Regions from separate parts of the Homo sapiens genome. Here all the other regions are linked to region 3. A link is a contact called in ENCODE Hi-C or POLR2A ChIA-PET data. All regions are on one chromosome and are shown on one strand. The core of a region is the stretch at or near the end of the contact, and the rest is flanking DNA. Distances in the headings are between cores, read along the strand shown.

Region 1 (4,838 bases), core at 511-3,010, 290 kb before region 3:
CACATACTGTGTACATGTTATGCCCCAATAAACACAGAAACAAAAAGTAATATATGCTCATCAAATATTTAAGCAATGCAGAAGTGTATACAACATAAAGAAAACCGTGATTAACATTTTTATGTATGTCTCCCTGAACTCCTCTGATCACATCCATATTTCTTTCTTCAAACTGTCGCTGATATCCATGCTATCCAAAGCCTTTGATCTATGTGTAGCACCAAACCAAGTGACATAAATGAAAAGTTTCAACCTTCATGTGACAAAGTTCAGCAGCAATACTGAGCCCCTCCTTCACATAAAGAGTAGTGGGAAATACAAACATGAGTAAGTCACAACCAGTGCTCTCAAAGAATTCACAGTCCAGGGAGAGAAACTACAGGGACTACCGGCCAAACAAAAACCCCAAGAACTGTAATATCAAGCCACGCAGTAGAGTTTCACAGGGCCATTAAAACGAGTTCAAACTATTGTACAAGGAATGACACCTTACAGTTGTATAGAGCTTGCAGCTTTCAGTTTTTTCACATACAGGCTCACAAACTTAACCCTATGAAGTAGTCATTATAAATGTCATTATAAATATTATCCTTGTTTTATAAGTAATGAAGAAGTTAAATTACTTGCCTGGACGGCTAGTGGAAGAGTTGGGACTAAAACCTAAGTATTCTGACTCCTAATACATTGGTTACTCATAAATCCGCCGCCAGCAGTACCTGCTCACTTCCAGATGGAAACAGCAAGCTGATAACAGCCTAGTCCACTGGCCAGGTTAACGACGAGGCCGGGCCATTCAATGCCCTTCCACCACGAGGCCTTACGGAGCAGTCCCGGGGAGGACTGAGGCCTCCAACTGCATTCTCACACTGCCTCTAACCCATCTACCTCTAGCTATCCTCAGACCACCAAATATCGGGAGAGGGTGGGAGGGGGAACAGCCTAGGATGACAGCAGGTGGCCTCAGTATTGGGATCCACATTCACTGGATTTACAGAGCCTCCTTCCTTCCCAGTTCTTCTCTCCATTCCCACGCTTCCACTTTGGTCTTCCAACTTTTTCCTCTTTCAGTTGTCCACCACTTCTCCAATCTGCTTTCCCTCAGCCACCCACATCCACCCCTTTTCTGGTCCCCTCTCTACCTTAAGAAGCTGCTAGAGGTTTTTCACCATTCCACTGAACTTTGTCTTTCTGTTCACATTTCCTTGTCTACTTGGACAAGAAGGCCGGAAATCTGCTTTTAGACAACACAGCCCACGGCCGCCACCGGGTGAGAGACCTGGGACCCTTCGCTGCTTTGGCGCTGGGGCACAGCTGTTCAGAGGTTCTCCACGTTGGCTGAGCGATGTCTGAGTTCCCCCGCCTTTCTAGGGAGGGAGGGATAGACATAAACTTGACTTTCAACATTGAGGACAGTTGACTACCTAGAGGAAAGGCGGTGGCCGGGAGTCACCGCCCCAACCCTCAGCTGAAGGCCATGTGGCATGGAGGGTCCGGACTCCAGCTCCTACTCTGGCACCTTCCGAAATGAAACCACCTCCGCGGCACCTCGGAGGGGCTGAGTAACCAGACCCACTGACCGTCCATCCCTGTCCCGGGAGAGAGCCTCCGGGACCTCCCGCTCGGCCAGGGCCAGAGGGTCCCCTCCCCACCCCCACCCCTCGCTCCTGGCTCCCGTGCTCCCCTCCCTTCCCTGACCGCCCTCCCAGCCCGCCGCCCCCGGCGGCTGGCGCGGGCGGTGCAGCATGCGGCAAAGCTCTTTGCATAAATTATGCTCATGACGCAGCAGCTAAAAAAATCCAAGTAGCAGAAGGAGGGAAAAAAGGGGGGGAGGGAAAAGGGGGGGGTCGTGGAAGGGGGAACGAAGAAAAATATATACCTGACCGCCCCCCCACCCGGCTTCCCCTTCCCGCTTCCCGGCCGTCCCCTCTCCGCCCGGCTTAGCCTGCGGAGCCCCCTTCGGCTCTGCCCAGCCCAGGCTGGGGGCCTGGGGGCGGCGGCGGGTCCCGACCAGCTCCCGGGCCGAGCCGAGCCCAGCCAAGCCGCACTGGCTTCTTTGTCTGCGGGCGGCGGCCGCCGTGGCCCCGGCCCCGGCCCCGGCCCCCTGGCCCGGGCTGTGAGATGAATCTCTAATCGGTGGCCGCCAGACACCCGCGGCGAAGGCGGCTCGGGCTCGGGCTCCGGTAAGTAGCGGGGTCCGGGGCGGGGAGGGGTTTGCACGGAGGGGGAGGGGGCCGGGCAGGGGAGGTTTCGGGTTTGGTTAATATGCAATGCCCGTAATTAGCATAATTTATATATTTATGATAAAGAGAAAAAAAGCCGCGGGGCCGGGGCGGCGGGATGCTGGGCCGGGGCGGCGGGGAGCTGCGGGAGCGGGACAGCGCGCGGTTGCCCAGCTGGGGCTAGACACCCGGGGGCCGCGCCCTCGCCCGCCCGCGGGCCGCTCTGGACCTGGAGCGGAGGGGGCGGCCGCCAGGTGGACCCGGTGGGGAACCCCGACCTGGCCCCTCCCCGTTTCTGCCCCTGGAGCCCTTGTGGGGTGCGGACCACAGGGGACGCTCTGTACACAGAACCAGTGGCGACCAGAAGCGGATCCTTGCCTCTCTGGAGAACACGGACGCCTGGGTTCCCGGCGGTTAGGGCCAGCTGGGGCGGCCAGGGTGACCTGTCACGGTTCTCCCGAATGAACAAACTCCGGGACGACCGGTGGGACCCGGGGGTAGGGACCCAGGCGTTGCTGGAAGGGTGGGTCAGTGATGGGAGGGCCACCTTCTAGCAGAGCATGAGCACTTCATAAATATTTAATATCGATATTATTATTAATAAATAGTCATAATAATGGGCCCGATGCAGGCTCCCTGGGCAGGCTCACCTGGCAAGGCCAAGGGAGCTCCCAGCATACCCTCTAACCTCCACTTTCGCGGCAGAATACCCCACTCAGCCCGACTGGAAGCCTAAAACCTTCACAGAATAGCCTCTGCGGCTGGGCAGGGGGAAATCAGAAGAGTTCGGGAAGCATTCCTGGGCCAAAGAAAAGAGGCTCTTTGCAGAGATTTTTAACCTCATCTGCCCTTCCCAAATTCCTTGTTCCAAAAGTAGAGGGCTGGTCTTCAATTGTTCATATACATGTGTCCCATGCCCCTTATTTAGCAATCTAAGGCAGCCACCATTGACTGGCAGAGGCCTTCTGAGGAATAATTCCATATATTCCATTTTCATTCAAGTCCTGGTCCTCAAAGTGATACTTCTGTGACCTGGTACTCCGCTTATCTGCTGTAGAACTTCATTTCTTCATTAGTTCAACAAAAATACCCACTCAGTGCCATGCTCTGAACAATTCAGACAAAACTTCTATCATGGAGTTTTTATTCTGGGGGTGGACAAGTAGATGCTAAACATTAAAACTAACAAGGTAATACCATAGAGTGATTGTGTGTCAGTGTGTGTGTATGTAGCCATTTATTCTGTTTTGTTCCTGGAAGTACTAGCTGGCAGTTAAGAAAAGTGACTCAGAAAAAATTTGCTCCTGTAAGGTTTTTCTGCATTTTGAAGGAACTTGGGATAAGCTCATATTCTTGTCCCCAAGATTTACTCACCATAAAATTATCAGAGTAATCTTTTACATTTTCTTTTTTTTGAGACAGAGTCTAGCTGATTTTTTTGTATCTTAGTAGAGATGGGGTTTCACCGTGTTGCCCAGGCTGGTCTCGAACTCCTTAGCTCAGGCAATCCAACCGTCTTGGCCTCCCAAAGTGCTGGGATTACAGGCGTGAGCCACCGTGCCTGGCCATCTTTTACATTTTTAAAATGCTTTATAATTTAAAACATTTTTATATGCATGCTTTACTTCAGTTCAAAATAATAGCAATGATAATAACAAACATATATATAGTGTTTGCTTCATGCTAGGCCCTGTTTTAAGTGCCTTCCATAAATATTATCAATTTAATCCTCACAATAACCCATGAGGTGGTTACTATAATTTGGTTCCATTTTGGATAAGGAAACGGAGGCTTATAGGGATTACCTCTAGTAGAAGCAGTACTCAAGCTGGGTCTTCTGCCTTTAAACCTGCCTTTGACCCCTCATGTCAAAATGAGGGTTCATGAGGCAGAAGAGAGAGTGGGATGCAGGAGAAACTGGCCACAGGAGGAAGGCTTGGAATGAGAAATTAGACGGGCGCTTTAGGAAGGGGCCAGTGTGGTCTGGGTTCTCCAGAACCCAATACTACACCTTGGAAATCTCTCTTTTTTTTTTTTTTTTTTTTTTGAGACAGGGTTTCACTCTGTCGCTCAGTCTGGAGTGCAGTGGCGCGATCTTGGTCTCACTGCAACCTCCACCTCCCGGGTTCAAGCAATTCTCCCACCTCGGCCTCCCAACTAGCTGGAACTATAGGCGCACACCACCATGCCTGGCTAATTTTTGTATTTTCAGTAGAGACGGGGTTTCACCATGTTGGCCAAGCTGGTCTTGAACTTCTGACCTCAAGTAATCCGCCCGCCTCGGCCTCCCAAAGTGCTAGGATTACAGACGTGAACCACCACACCCGGCCTGTACCACGTCTTTGAAATCATTTTTAAGTAGCCCCAGTACTGGAAATGGAGGCAAAACATTTGAAGTAGGGTGTGTGTTTTGAGGGAAAAGGTAGGAAATAATAAGAGGCTAAGTGATGTGGCTATGACGTGACCTCGTATCTTCAATTGTTTTCAGCCCATATTCATGAACCTAGTTATATACCAGATATTATCTTAGGCACCAGGGATATGATGATAAGCAGACATGATCCCTGCCTTCCTGGAGCTTACAGTCTACTAGGAACATACCTACTTTTCATTTTTCAC
Region 2 (4,714 bases), core at 1,494-3,993, 440 kb before region 3:
AGTAGTAGCCCTATGAGAGTGAGTCTAAGGGCATTTGATACCATGGGGGAGGAGACCGCGTGCTGAGCTGGGGAGCTTTTTCTTCCCCACCTCTGAGTCAGAACCAGGGCACAGACCTCATTCCTGAGTGGCTAGGTCAGCAGCCAGGGTTCCCTCCCTGTCTGGCACACTCCACCAGCTTAACTAAATTAGAGGGAAAAAAAAGAAGAATGCAGGGCAATGGGTTAGTGAGTGAGTAATTAGGGAGCTCTTTTCACCGGAGTAGCCAGGAAAGACTACTCTTAGTACTCCCTGCAAAGGGAGCAGCCAACACAGAGGCCTGAGGCTTGACTTGTTAATGAGGCAGAAAGAAGACAGTGTGGCTTAAACAAAGTAAGCCAGGGAGCAGAAAGAGTGCTGGTGGAGTGGGTGTAAGGAGCCGGGCCCATGGCTCATGCCTGTTAATTCCAGCACTTTGAGAGGCCGAGGCAAGAGAACCCTTGAGGTCAGGAGTTTGGGACCAGCCTGGCCAACATGGAGAAACCCCGTCTCTACTAAAAATACAAAAATTAGCCAGGCATGGTGGTGGGCACCTGTAATCCCAGCTACTCAGGAGGCTGAGGCAGAAGAATTGCTTGAACCCCGGAGGCGGAGGTTGCAGTGAGCTGAGATCACACCATTGCACTCCAGCCTGGGCGACAAGAGCAAAACTCCATCTCAAATAATAATAATAATAATAATAATAATAATAATAATAATAATAATTTTTTAAAAGGCTAGCGGGACCAAATTGTGAGACCTCCGTAAGCCACCGACAGTGTTTGGATTTTTCATGTGTGTATGTAGTAAAAGGCACGACATAAAACGTATCATCTTCACGGTTTCAGTCCACAGTTTATTGATTTTAAATGCATTCACATTATTGTGCAACCATCTCCGGAACTTTTTTTTTTCCCTTTTTTAATAAGATGGGGTCTCACCATGTTGACCAGGCTGGTCTGGAACTCCCAGCCTCCCAAAGTGCTAGGATTACATGCGTGAGTCACCACAACCAGCCAATAACTTATTTTTTGTCATCCCAAACTGAAATTCTGTACCTATTAAACATGAATTCTCCACGCTGTCCTCCCCACAACCCCTGGCAACCACCCTTCTACTTTCTGTCTCTATGAATTTGATTATCATAAGTGGAATCATACAGTATTTGTCCTTTTGTGACTGGCTTATTTCACTTAGCATAATGCCTTCAAGATTCATCCATGTTGTAACATTTGTCAGAATTTACTTTATTTTTTTTGAGATGGAGTTCGTTCTTGTTGCCCATTGGCGCAATCTTGGCTCACCGCAACCTCCACCTCCTGGGTTCAAGTGATTCTCCTGCCTCGGCCTCCCGAGTAGTTGGGATTACAGGCACGTGCTGGCTAATTCTGAATTTTTAGTAGAGACAGGGTTTCTCCGTGTTGGTCAGGCTGGTCTCGAACTCCTGACCTCAGGTGATCCACCCACCTTGGCCTCCCAAAGTGCTGAGATTACAGGCGTGAGCCACCAAACCCGGCCCAGAATTTACTTTTTAAGGCTGAATACTATTCTATTGTATGTATACACCACATTTTGTTTGTCCGTTCATTCGCTGATGGACACTGAGGCTGTTTCTGCCTTTGGCTATCGTGACTAATGCTGCTGTGAACATTGGTGTGCAAATATCCAAGTCTCTGCTTTCAGCTCTTCAGGGTATATGCCCAAAAGTGGAATTGCTGGATCATATGGTAATTCTGTCTTTAGTTTTTTTTAAGGAACCATCATACCTTTCCATAAGGAAACACCATGGATTTGTTTTTAAATACAATTTGAAGCCGCTGTAGTGACATGATCTGATTTATGATTTTTAGAGAGAATTTTACTTCTCACAGTAGCTGCCGTGTCAAGAATAGATTGAGGAGAGTGGTATAGAAGGCAGAAAAGCAGTGACTGTGGGGATGAGAGAGAGAGCTGGCAGTACCTGCAGATGTGCTGATTGTGGAAGGGGACAGCAGGGGGGATTCTAGCATGACTTCCAGGTTAGAGCAGCTGGAGGGATGCTGGCACCGTGTACTGACGTGAGGGAGACTGGGGGGCAGATTTGCAGGGGAAATTCAGAGCCTGTTTTGGGCATATGTTGAATTTTCCATTTTGTTCCACATCCAAGTGAAGATGGCAAGGTCAGGAAGGAATCCCTGGGAGCCATCTGCATGATACTTCAGATCATGGAACTGAGTGCGGTGTCTGTGTTGGCATCCCAGGGGTCTTGTGGACTTGAGTTGTGAGGAGTGAAGCTGGTTGGGGTGGTGGGGTGTTGAACCTAAGTTGGAAGGCTGTCACGGCGGGGACATGAGTGTGTGGCTGGGCTCACCGGTACAGCTATGCTCAGCTCCAGTCTCCTCAGTTCTGGGTCTGTCCAGTAGGTCTGGGGGTGGAACAGGTGGAGTATCACGAGGGGCATTGCTTAGGGGAGTTGTCTCCCCAGAAGGGCTTGAGGCCAGAGGCTGGAAGCCTCTCAGGCTGAGAATCCCTGGGTCTGGCCTCACCAGACTGGAAGGAAGGCGTGGGAGAAGGGCTTTGTAGTGCTCGGGGCCCCCCCTGAGGTTCACAGCTCAGTGCTTCACTGTCTCTCACCACAAAACCCACTTCCTATGATGTTTTGTCCGTGGGTTATCTCCACTACCGTGAACTTCCTGTGCGCAGAGCTGGGCAAGCTCTCGGGGAAACACAGCAGCCATGCTGAGGAGCCTGGGCTTCCTCCCTCCTTCCTGTCAGGGCCAGCACCCGGGGCTGCAGGTGCACTATGAGTCTCAAAGGGCAGGACCCAGACCAGGCCCCTCCCTTCCCAGAACAGCATCTGGCACCTGGCAGCACATTGACAGACATTTGTGGAGTGAGTGCTGGGCTGAGGCTGCTGCATGAGGCTGATTTTGATTCCTGAGGTCCTGGCCCCCAGAGATAAGAGGCCTCATTCCTGGAGTTAAGTAAGATACAGCCCCCTCCTCAGATGACTGCCTGAAGAATCCATTCATAAATGAGCGCCATGTCATAATCACCTCACCTGTCTGTCCAGTAGGATTGAAGAAGGAAAAAGTGGGCGGGGCGTAGTGGCTCACGCCTGTAATTCCAACTCTTTGGGAGGCCGAGGCGGGCAGATCACTTGAGGTCAGGAATTCGAGACCAGCCTGGCCAACATGGTGAAGCCCCATCTTCACAAAAAATACAAAAAATTAGCGGGGCGTGGTGGCAGGTGCCAATAATCTCAGCTACTTGGGAGGCTGAAGCAGGATAATTGCTTGAACCCAGGAGGTGGAGGTTGTGGTGAGTCGAGATTGCACCACTGCACTCCAGCCTGGGCGACAGAGTAAGACTCTGTCTCCAAAAAAAAGAAGAAAAAAAAAAAAAACATGGAAAAAAAAAGAAGGAAAAAGCTGAAATTCCAAATTATAGAGACTTTCCTTCTCCTAGGCGCCACTCTCCAGGACAGTGACTAAAGAACAGCTTCAACAAACCCCTTTCTCTCCCTTTCCCTCCCGGGATCTCACACACAGGGAAATGGCAAGGCCTTGGGTGACTGCGAGAGGAAGCAGAGACCACCTTGAAACTCGGGTGCATTAAGTCCTTGGCCTTCTCATCTTAATCTGCTCCAGAATAAAAAAATTTAAAAAAAAAAGTCCGTGGCCTCACTGGTGGTCAAGAGACCACCTTGAAACTCAGGTGCATTAAGTCCTTGGCCTTCTGATCTTAATCTGCTCCAGAATTAAAAAATTAAAAAAAAAAAAAATTCCATGGCCTCACTTCCCCTGGAGGGAGAAGGTGGGGAGTCCTCACATGCAGACTGGCTAGGATCCTGCTGCTGCCCTTTGTGCTTCTGCCACCCTGGGCTAGTCACTTTGAGTCTTACTTTCCCCATCTATAAACACTGGGGACAATACTCCCTGTTTCATAGAGTTGTTAACTATCATAGAGAAGATTAAATAAAGAAGTCACCATGAAGACACCTACCTCACCCACACCGGCACACACTCCAGCTCAGTGCTGGGTTATTGTGTGCGTGCATTTGTGGGAGATCAATTGCATGCAACCCCCTAAGCTGCTTAATTTCAGGACCTGCCGTTTGTAGAATGCTGCATTCAGAGCAAGGCCCAAGCTCTGGGCTGATCCCACAGTCCAAAAGGAAAAGGACACACAATTGTCACATCTGTCCCCCACATCTGAAACTGCAGGCAACTCCATTCTGCACAGAACAGAACCGTGGCAGAGATAAACCAAAATGGCAGTTAGTAAAACATAGTAAGGTTTGGAATTCGGTATGTTTCAAGATGGACTGCTTCAGAATAGAGCTATTCTTCGTTTGTTTTTTGTTTTGAGACAAGTCTTGCTATGTCACTCAGGTTGGAGTGCAGTGGCATGATCTCAGCTCACTGCAACCTCCACCTCCTGGGTTCAAGCAGTTCTCCTGCCTCAGCCTCCCGAGTAGCTGGGTTTACAGGTGTGCGCCACCACACCTGGCTAATTTTTGTTTGTTTGTTTTTGGTTTTTTTGAGACGGAGTTTCGCTCTTGTTGCCCAGGCTGGAGTGCAATGGTGCAATCTCGGCTCACTGCAACCTCTGCCTCCCAAGTTCAAACGATTCACCTGCCTCAGCCTCCCGAGTAGCTGGGATTACAAGCATGCGTGCCCAGCTAATTTTGTATTTTCAGTAGAGACAGGGTTTC
Region 3 (4,817 bases), core at 622-3,121:
ACAGGTATAAAGAATTACAGACTTTACGGAAAGGTTTAAAATGAAAAGTAATTCTTTCCCTGAATCCAATCCCATTCCCCAAAGGCAACCACTGTTAATAGTTACTTGTCTGTCATTCCCATTAACTTATACACATATATGTATCTCCTCTCCCTGCCTCACACAATGGGCATGTGGTGGGCCTACGCTCTACCTAACATTCTGTGGCTTGATTGCTTTTTGTTTTCATTAAACATTATCCCTTGGGGATTTTTAAGTATCAGCACAGATAACTCTTCTTGTTCTTTCTGACAGCTGCACAGTGTTCCTTTATACAATATGACAACTCACTTACATAGCATCCTATTGATAGACATTTCAGTTATTTCCAGTTTGTGCAATTACAAATTCTACTTAATATTCTTGTGTATGGACAAGTTTTTGCATGTGGATAAAAGAGTATGTGTGGTTTAAATTTTGATATTATCAGATACCACCCAAAGAGGGTACCTCTTCTAATGTGTATGGTGGTGTCCAGTCCCCTAAACCCACCCCAACCCTATACTGACCTTAAAAGAAGTCCCTAACAGTATAATAGGTAAAATTAGTATCTCCTTTAATTAACTCTTTAAGTTTGAGCACTTTTGTCCTATAATTGGTTTACATTTCTGTTCCTGTTATTTGCCCATTTTCCCTTTTGTTTTTCTTATTGAAAAATATTGATCTTATTGACATGTAATGTCTTTTAACATGAGGGAAGTTAACCCTTTGTCTATCATCCCTGGCAAATATTTTTTCCAAGCTTGTTTTGTAGTTTAACTTTGTTTTGGGGAGTTTTTTTTTCTTATTCTTTTTTTTCTTTCTTTCTTTTTTTTTTTTTTTTTTTTTTTGAGATGGAGTTTCACTCTGTTGCCTAGGCTGGAGTGCTGTGGTGCAATCTTGGCTCACTTTAACCTCTGCCCCACCAGGTTCAAGCGATTCTCCTGCCTACAGGCACCTGCCACCATGCCTGGCTAATTTTTGTATTTTTAATAGAGATGGGGTTTCACCATATTGGTCAGTCTGGTCTCGAACTCCTGACCTCAAGCGATCTGCCTGCCTTGGCCTCCCAAAATGCTGGGATTACAGACGTGAACCACTGTGCCCGGCCAGGAGGTTTTTTCTTTATAGCAGTTTTAAGTTTTTATATTCAGATTTATCAATCTTTCTCTTTATAGCTTCTCTCCCACGCTAAAATTTTAAAAAATTCTACAGTATTTTCTAGTAGTTTACTTTTTATGTTAAAATGTTTCAGCCACCTGAAATTGACAGGCCTGCCCTCTATGATAATAGCTGCTACTAACTAGTCCTCCTCACACCCTTTCACTCACCGGTCTCAGCACTCTGCACACCTCGCGGAGAATCCGCTCCTGGTTCTTCACAGAGCACAGCACCAGGGTGCAGACCACCACATCCACAGAGCCATCAGCCACCTGGTGCATGTTCTCCCCGGCAGCTACCACAAAGCGCTCAAACTGCAGGTGTCGGTTCTCTGCAATGCTCTTGATCAAAAACTTCTCAAAGTTGGGGTTGGGGTCAATACAGGTCACCCTGCACCCAGGTGGGTAGAACTTGAAGTTGGCCCCCGTGCCACAGCCCACTTCCAGCAGGGAGAGTTTCCCGGAGGGGCCCGCAAACTCCTGCAGGTTACTGAAGAGCTCCCGCTTCTTGCTTGCCATCTGTTCGTTGTATATCACAGTGAACCTCACCAAGAAGTAGGGGAACCATTTTTTGCATATCCAGCTCCACAAGCCCAGAAAGTTCAGCAGGTACAAGGGAAATGTCAGGATGTAAATGGCCAGTCTCAGGATAAAGATGGTAAGCTCCATTGCTCAGAAGGGAAAAAAACAGATCAACAGTTAGAGACCCGACTCCTTTAATTGCAGGAGAGAGGCTTCTGGCCACACTCCAGAGCCAATCAGCTGCAGAGGAGAAAAAGAACTGGCTGTGCTGGAAAGTCAAATCATGGGCAAGAGGCCAATTTTGCCTAATAGATGTTTGGCAGCAGTCGATTCAGCTTAGTTTTCATAAGGCAAAATGAGAAGGTTCCCAGCTTTTCCTCAGAAGGAAAGTGGATTATAATCCTTTATTCCTAATCGATTCCTGTTTCCCCTTCTCTGGGTTTGGAGACAGCTGCTAGCTTCCTGCTAGAGTTTTATAAGCGCAGTGTACTTACACCCCACCGGGCTCTCCAGTGACCTCTAAAAGAAAACAGAATTCGTGGGTGGAGCCTGGTCAAACCACACCAGAAGAGTGCTGCCAAGGCCCCTTTATCATAACACATCCCCCTTACTTCCCCCGCCCAAACCCTGTTTTTTTTTTTTTTTTTTTTTTTTTTAAAAAAAAAAAAAGGAAGTGAAAGGACATGCATGCCCGGCCACAGTCAGCAAGAATTCTCTCTTTTACATTCTGGGCAGAGGCTCTCAGTGTTCACAACTCAACGTTTTTGTAAACCAAAAATAATGTTCTAAGGCCTCTAACCATCTGAATGGACTTTCTCCTTGGCCAGGGCGCTTTTAAAATTTAACTTGAGAGATTGTTTCAGGCCATGAGGGGAAGTGGGGGTCAGATATGCCTCATTATACCTCAAGCCGGCATTCACATCAACGCAGACCTTAAGTACATTTACAATCTATTCTCTCTGAAGCCTGCTACTTGGAGGCTTCATCTGCATAATAAAACTTCAGTCTCCACAACTCTTATTGCAACCCAGACATTTCCTTTCTATTGATCCCAGGTCTTTAGATAAACTCAACCAATTGTCAACCAGAAAAATTTAAAACGTACCTATAACCTGGAAGCTCCCTGCCTCGCGTCGGGTTGTCCTGCCTTTCTGGACTGAACCAATGTATTTCTTAAATGTATTTGATTGAAGCCTCATGTCTCCCTAAAATGTAGAAAACCAAGCTGTACCCTGACCACCTTGGGCACATGTTCTCAGGATTTCCCGAGGGCTGTGTCACAGGACATGGTCACTCATATTTGGCTCAGAATAAATCTCTTTAAATATTTTACAGAATTTGACTCTTTTTGTTGATATTTTAAAATCACTGTTTTGGGCTGTACTTCCCCTTTTAAAACAATTTTTGGCTCAAGGAAGTCAGTTTGTGGGCTGCCCTTCTTTTAAAGGACAAGCCTCAGTCTTCAAAATGTGCCTAACTACTCGATTACTCAGCTAATTTGGATAAAAATATTTCCCAGAATATTCACATTTGGGAGCCAAAGGGATTCAGAAAATAGTTTCAAGCATCCATCCGCTTTTTACAAGAAAGCCCGAATCTGGGCACAGTGGTGGGTGCCCATGGTCTCAGCTACTGAGGAGCTAAGACAGAAGCATACCTTGAGCCCAGGAATTCAAATCCTGTCTGGGCAACATAGTGAGACTCTATCTCTTTAAAAAAAAAAAAAAAAAAAAGAAAGAAGAAAAAGAAAAAGGCCTGAGCTTTAGGGTGGCTAGGGAACACAGAAAAAAATAATTTTTTAAAAATAGTAAACATTTACTTTAAAAAACTGGGTGATGGATACAGGGAGTGTTCTGTTGTTTCATGATTTGTTATAACCTGCATGTATTTTATAAATATTGTATCTATTCCATTTTTAACAGATTTTTTTAGGTGGAATTGACATATAATAAACTTTACATATTTAATGTGTACAGTTTGATAAGTTTTGACATATCTATATACCTGTGAACCCATCACTTCAGCCAAGATAAATGAACATATCCATCACCCCTAAAAGATTACTCTTGCTCCATTGTGATCCTCCCTTCTGCATTCCTAATCCTGAGGCAATCAGTGGCCTGTTTTCTGTCTGTGGCCTGTTTCCTTTCCTTTTTTTTTTTTTTAAATGAGCAGCAGCAAGATTTATTGTGAAGAGCGAAAGAACAAAGCTTCCACAGTGTGGAAGGGGACCCGAGCGGGTTGCCCTTCTGTCTGTTTTTGAAAACAGGATCCAGGGAAGAAACTGAGCAACTCCACAGGACTGGAAGATTCTAAAGCCCTCAGCAAAGGAGAATGAAAGTAATTTTGTAGAGAATTTAATTATTCTTTTTAAAATGGAGAGGCCTATGGCCACAAAGTTTGCTTGTAAGAAAAGTACCAAAGTAACCCCAGACATAATCATTAAGAAAATTAAAATACTTTTGGGAACCTACCTGGCTGGACAACTTTGCCATTTATCTCCAGCTATAGATATTTCCTTTTACAAATCAGACAACCTCATTATCCTTCTGGTGACACACTCTTTTCTTTTTTTCTTTTGCACTTATCTTTTGTTTTTGTTTAGGGAAATAGCCTGAATGTTGTTCCTGAAACTGTTTTTCAGAATTGTGAAAACAAAACAGCATTCTGAGGCTCTTAGCAAAGGACAATACCTGGGTCACAAAGCCCAGTTGAGACAGATGAAATTGAATTATCAGGCTGGGTGCCGTGGCTCACACCTGTAATCCCAGCACTTTGGGAGGCCAAGCAGGCGGATCACTTGAGGCCAGGAGTTTGAGACCAGCCTGGCTGAGGCATGAGAATTGCTTGAAGCTGGGAGGTAGAGGTTGCAGTGAGCTGAGATTGTGCCAGTGCACTCCAGTCTGGGCGACAGAGTGAGATGAGACTGTCTCAAAAAAATAAAAATAAAAAATAAAAATGAAATTGAATGGTCAACTCAAATAATGGAATACTTAATTTTCAAAAAGCCCTACAAAACAAATGTACTACTGATACATACAACAACAAAAATTAATCTTACAGATTAAAGGAAGAGAGTACATACTGTAGCATTTTATTTACATGAAATTCAAGCAG
Region 4 (4,533 bases), core at 1,552-4,051, 350 kb before region 3:
CAAGTGATCCTCCCACCTCAGCCTCCTGACTAGCTGGGACCACAGGTGCATGCCACGACTCCTGTCTAACTTTTTTTGTATTTTGTAGAGACAGTGTTTCAACATGTTGCCCAGGCTGGTCTCAAACTCCTAGGCTTAAGTGATCTGCCCACTGTGGCCTCCCAAAGTGCTGGGATTATAGGTGTAAGGTTACTTGTTTTTTTTTTTTTTTGAGTCAGAGTCTCACTCTGTTGCCCAGGCTGGAGTGCGTTGGTGCAATCTCGGCTCACTGCAACCTCCACCTCCAGGGTGCAAAAAGGTTCTCCTGCCTCAGACTCCGAAGTAGCTGGGATTACAGGCTCCCGCCACCACACTCAGCTAATTTTTGTATTTTTAGTAGAGACGTGGTTTCGCCATGTTGGCCAGGCTGATCTCGAACTCCTGACCTCAGGTGATCTGCCTGCCTTGGCCTCCCAAAGTGCTGAGATTACAGGCGTGAGCCACTGCGCCCCACCAGTTACATTTTAAAGAGAAAAAAAAGATGCTTATTGAAAGAACATTACTAACAACTGTCGAAATTGTGAAAGTGACAGCAAATCAGTAGAGTCAGTCAGTTGAGCCAGATAGCCTCTGAGTCTGTAGTTCTTTTTTTCTTTTTTTTTTGTCGCCCAGGCTGGAGTGCAGTGGCACAATCTCGGCTCACTGCAACCTCCGCCTCCCGGGTTCAAGCGATTCTCCTGCCTCAGCCTCCCCATTAGCTCGGATTACAGGCGCCTGCCACCACGTCCAGCTAATTTTTATATTTTTAGTAGAGACAGGGTTTCACTGTGTTGGCCAGGCTGGTCTTGAACTCCTGACCTTGTGATCCACCCGCCTCGGCCTCCCAAAGTGCTGGGATTACAAGTGTGAGCCACCGCGCCTGGCTGAGTCTATAGTTCTAAACAATCTTCAACACATAATAGAAAATGTGAAAGAGACAGACCCAGGTCCAAGAACGATCTGAACTTCTCCTGGAATTCATGATCAAGGTGGACAGCTAGAAGTATGTCAATGCCAGCAATTGTCCTCCTTTGGATTTAGCCCTCTAGGATTTTAATTTCCTTTTCTCTTGGATATTCTCTTATCTAAGGACAAGCCAGGCTCACCTTTCTTTTATTAAGTTACATATGCATAGCTGGCATATCACTTTCTTTGCCTTTCTTGGTTGGATTGGCATTTTCCCATGCACATATTTACATATATTTCTCACAATATATTTATATAAAATGAATTTCATCACTTTTTTATTGTTTGTTTTCCTCCTGTATTTGTGTTTGTTTTTTTCTTTTGAGACGGAGTTTTGCTGTTGTTGCCCAGGCTGGAGTGCAATGGTGTGATCTCGCCTCACTGCAACCTCTGCCTCCCAGGTTCAAGCAATTCTCGTGCCTCAGCCTCCAGAGTAGCAGGGATTACAGGTGTGTGCCACCACGCCCAGCGGATTTTGTATTTTTAGTAGAGACAGGGTTTCACCTTGTTGGCCAGACTGGTCTCAAACTACTGACCTCAAGTGATCCACCCGCCTCCCAAAGTGCTGGGAGCCACAGTGCCCTGCCCTCTGGTTTCTTTTATAATGAACACTTTAGGAATAAAAGCAACTACTCTTGCTTTGCTTGTGACTTTGTTTTGTTTTCTCCCTTTATGCCTCTCTCCTCTGAGACCTTCCCTTTCGGTCTGTTCCCGGATTAACATGCACAATCTGATGATGCCTGTCTTTCTACAGAAAGTATTTCTGTATAAATACTGGTTTACAAACCTACAGAACGCCTAGGAGTGCGAAGTAAGCACAGAAGTCTATCACTGGGAGGGAAAGAATAATCACAAGGGTTCCAATCCTAAACGGGAAGCCAAGGTAACAAGACCTAGCGTTTATTGAGCACTTACTATGTGCCAGGCAAGGTTCTAATGCCTTACAGTACATATTTACTAACCTATTTCGTCCCAACAGTCACTCTATTCAGACAGGTATTGCCCCAGATAAGAGAAACGGAACAGAAGCAGCTTGTCCAAGATCACACAGCAGAGCTGATTCCAGTGCCTGCGCTATATACTATTACATCCTCTTAGTCACTGAATTCTTCTGATTAATTTGGGAACATTTCCTGCCACAAACGAGTGAGTCAAGAGGTAGCTAAAGCATGGCACTGATTATTCAAATTGAGGTGCTCACCATGCTTCTAGAACCATGGATATGAGATGGCTTTACAGGCATGATCACTTTCAGACCCGCATTTTAGGAATGAGGAAACAGATTTTCGAGATGTTAATTTGCCCAAAGTCACCCAGCTAGCAAGCAGAAGAGCTGGGGCTGTTTGAATCCAAAGTCCACGGCACTCCTAACCGCTGCTCAACGCTGCCCCACAAGAACGTCCAGCTGGCAAGACCCGGGTGGGGCTCGTTGCTCTCCCCGCTTCACCTCCCTGCTTCACGGCCGGGGGTGTGCTGGCTAAGTTCGCTCATCTGCCAAGCTTCAGGACACAGACCTATGTGAGCAAGCGATAAACAAATGCAAATAAATGTAACTTTCCACATTAGCTAAAAATTCAGAGAACGTCAAGCCCAGGGAAATGGGACGGATCCCAGTTAGCCCGCGGCTCCAATCTGGTCCCCCCCCAACCCCGAGCCTCGCGGCGAGAAAGGAAGCGGCTCCGGATGGAGAGTAAAGTGACAATCGGAGAAGGGCAGGCTGCCTTTCCTCCCGGGGGAGCCAAGGGGACCTGCAGAGGGCGGTTTCTCTCCGCTTTTCCTGTCCCACCCCGTCGGCCTGCCCCCCACCCCCTCCGGCCTCTGCGCCAACCCCGCGCGCCACCCGCGGCTTCCTCCGCTCGGGGTCCTCGTTCGGCCTCTGCTGGCCTCCGCGACTCCGCGGTGCCCGCCCCCGTTGAGTTCAAAAGGACGCGCGGAGCGGCGCCGGCCCTTCACCAGCAGCCCGTCCGACTGGAAAGGTGAGCACGAGGGAAGGGCGGGGGCGCCGGAGAGCCGGGTCGCCCACATTCGCCGCAGCCACCTCGGCCGTGGCAGGAACCGAAACCCGGAGCGGCCGAAGCTCAGCGCTCCGCTGGGGCAGAGGGTCGCGGCGGCTGGGAACGCCGCTCCCCGACGCACCGGCCGCCCCCAGCGCAGCGCGCTCCGCGGGGTGCTGGTAACGCGGGGGGCTCGGGGCGGGGGCGGGGACGGGGGCGGGGCCGCGGGGCGAGGACCAACCCAGCCCGTCGCGTCCACCCCGCGTTCGCAGGGGCGTCGAGGATCTCCGGGGCGCGGGGCGCGGGCTGGGGCCCAGTGAGGCTTGGCAGGCTGTGCGCGGACCGCGCCCTGGACGGCGAAAGCAGGCCCGGAGGGGGCGGCCAGTCCGGCGTCCCAGCGTCCGAGGCGAGCCAGAAGGCGGCCCACGGCCGTCGCCTCCCGGTCCCGGCCCGGCTACTGCGCTGCGCCCACTCCGCTCTGGAGCCTGGGCGCGGGTCCTGACCTTCCCGGCCCTCTCCTGACACCTGGTGGATGGCGTCACCAGAACTCCTAGCTGTGGAACCCTAGGGTACCTGTTACCGCGCTTTGGCGAAACTGGGTTCGCTGCTGATTTGCGAACCTTTGCCTGACTTTCTCAGGCCTTGAGAGATCTAAGTAAATTTGGTGGCCCATTGAAAGGACCTGGAGAGAGCGTATGAAGGTAACACCCCGTCAAACTGCATGCGGCCTCAGACCTGCTCCTGTGGAGAGCTGTTGGTACCTGGAGCCTGAGGAGATATTCAGGGAAACCAGAAGAGGACAAGAGAAAAAGGGGAAGGGACTTGGGAGAACCTGGCACCAGAGGCTTTCCTGGGACTTCCAGGACTCAAAGCCATAGGGGCCCACCCGCTACATTCCTGTCTTTGCCCCTCTTCCTACAGATCTGCCTCTTCTCCAAGAAACTCAACCACTAGTGACAATGACCAGCCTCCTGACTACTCCTTCTCCAAGAGGTAGGTGAAGGCCTTTCCTAATCCCAGTGAGAAAGAATTGTTCAACATCCCCTTCCCCAGACCAGTCCTGGAAGCCTCAGCCCAGGTGGGAAGACTCCCACCTCTCTCTGCCTGCCTCACACAGGAAGGGCCTGGGAGGAAGCAGGAACTAGAGTGTGCCCCTTAGTACGGTTTTAATCTGAAGTCACATGGACATGGTGACTTCACAAATCTTTGTAACCTCGGTTTATCAAATAATTTTATGTCGGTAATCCCAGGACTTTGGGAGACTGAGACAGGAGGATCTCTTGAGGCTAGGTGTTTGAGACCTGCCTGGGGAACATAGTGAGACCCCATTGCTAATTCAAAAGAAAGAAAGAGGCCGGGCGTGGTGGCTCATGCTTGTAATGCCAGCAGTTTGGGAGGTCGAGGTGGGCGGATCATCTGAGGTCAGGAGTTTGAGACCAGCCTGGCCAACATGGTGAAACTCCATCTCTACTAAAAATACAAAAAAATTAGCCAGGCGTGGTGGTGCACGCCTGTAATCCCAACTACTCAGGAGGCTGAGGCATGGGAATCGCTT

Evidence for each region. Hi-C counts contacts between places; a loop is a spot of excess contacts on that map. ChIA-PET counts read pairs that join two places held with the same protein, here RNA polymerase II (POLR2A). Pooled maps may share reads with other maps.
Region 1: a map of B cell shows a loop between it and region 3 (6-fold over the local background). The contact joins the promoter of POU6F1 here to the promoter of TMT1A in region 3. A Hi-C loop is called at or near these places in 3 of 168 maps with a recorded cell type or tissue (B cell, ascending aorta and gastrocnemius medialis) and 7 of 50 pooled maps. POLR2A ChIA-PET finds 5 or more read pairs at or near these places in 4 of 52 experiments (OCI-LY7, activated B cell, activated CD4-positive, alpha-beta T cell and 1 more).
Region 2: a map of B cell shows a loop between it and region 3 (18-fold over the local background). The contact joins the enhancer-like site here to the promoter of TMT1A in region 3. A Hi-C loop is called at or near these places in 1 of 168 maps with a recorded cell type or tissue (B cell), 11 of 37 single-sample maps with no recorded cell type and 5 of 50 pooled maps. POLR2A ChIA-PET finds 5 or more read pairs at or near these places in 1 of 52 experiments (A673).
Region 4: a loop to region 3 is called in a pooled map, with 5 times the contacts of the local background. The contact joins the promoter of SMAGP here to the promoter of TMT1A in region 3. A Hi-C loop is called at or near these places in 5 of 50 pooled maps. POLR2A ChIA-PET finds 5 or more read pairs at or near these places in 2 of 52 experiments (WTC11 and activated CD4-positive, alpha-beta T cell).

What each region holds. Positions count from the first base shown.
Region 1 is chr12:51,214,984-51,219,821 of GRCh38, reverse strand. POU6F1 (POU class 6 homeobox 1) reads left to right here and starts at 1,760. Exons shown (of 11, transcript NM_001330422.2): 1 at 1,760-2,180. RefSeq lists an enhancer at 1,377-1,436 and silencers at 1,587-1,736, 1,937-2,096, 2,327-2,586.
Region 2 is chr12:51,367,085-51,371,798 of GRCh38, reverse strand. All of the region lies in intron 4 of GALNT6 (polypeptide N-acetylgalactosaminyltransferase 6), which reads left to right. Among named protein-coding and RNA genes, the nearest start is that of GALNT6, 22 kb to the left of the region's middle. RefSeq lists enhancers at 1-485, 2,324-2,473. Within about 2 kb of position 2,743, at least 7 of the 41 ENCODE cell types and tissues checked have a DNase peak (open chromatin) inside an H3K27ac peak, as active enhancers do.
Region 3 is chr12:50,922,069-50,926,885 of GRCh38, reverse strand. It overlaps TMT1A (thiol methyltransferase 1A), which reads right to left and starts at 1,871. Exons shown (of 2, transcript NM_014033.4): 1 at 1,350-1,871. The coding sequence starts at 1,847. RefSeq lists enhancers at 991-1,534, 2,548-2,757.
Region 4 is chr12:51,268,683-51,273,215 of GRCh38, reverse strand. It overlaps SMAGP (small cell adhesion glycoprotein), which reads left to right and starts at 2,801. Exons shown (of 4, transcript NM_001031628.2): 1 at 2,801-2,960; 2 at 3,900-3,971. The coding sequence starts at 3,938. RefSeq lists silencers at 2,743-2,822, 2,863-3,532 and an enhancer at 2,627-3,127.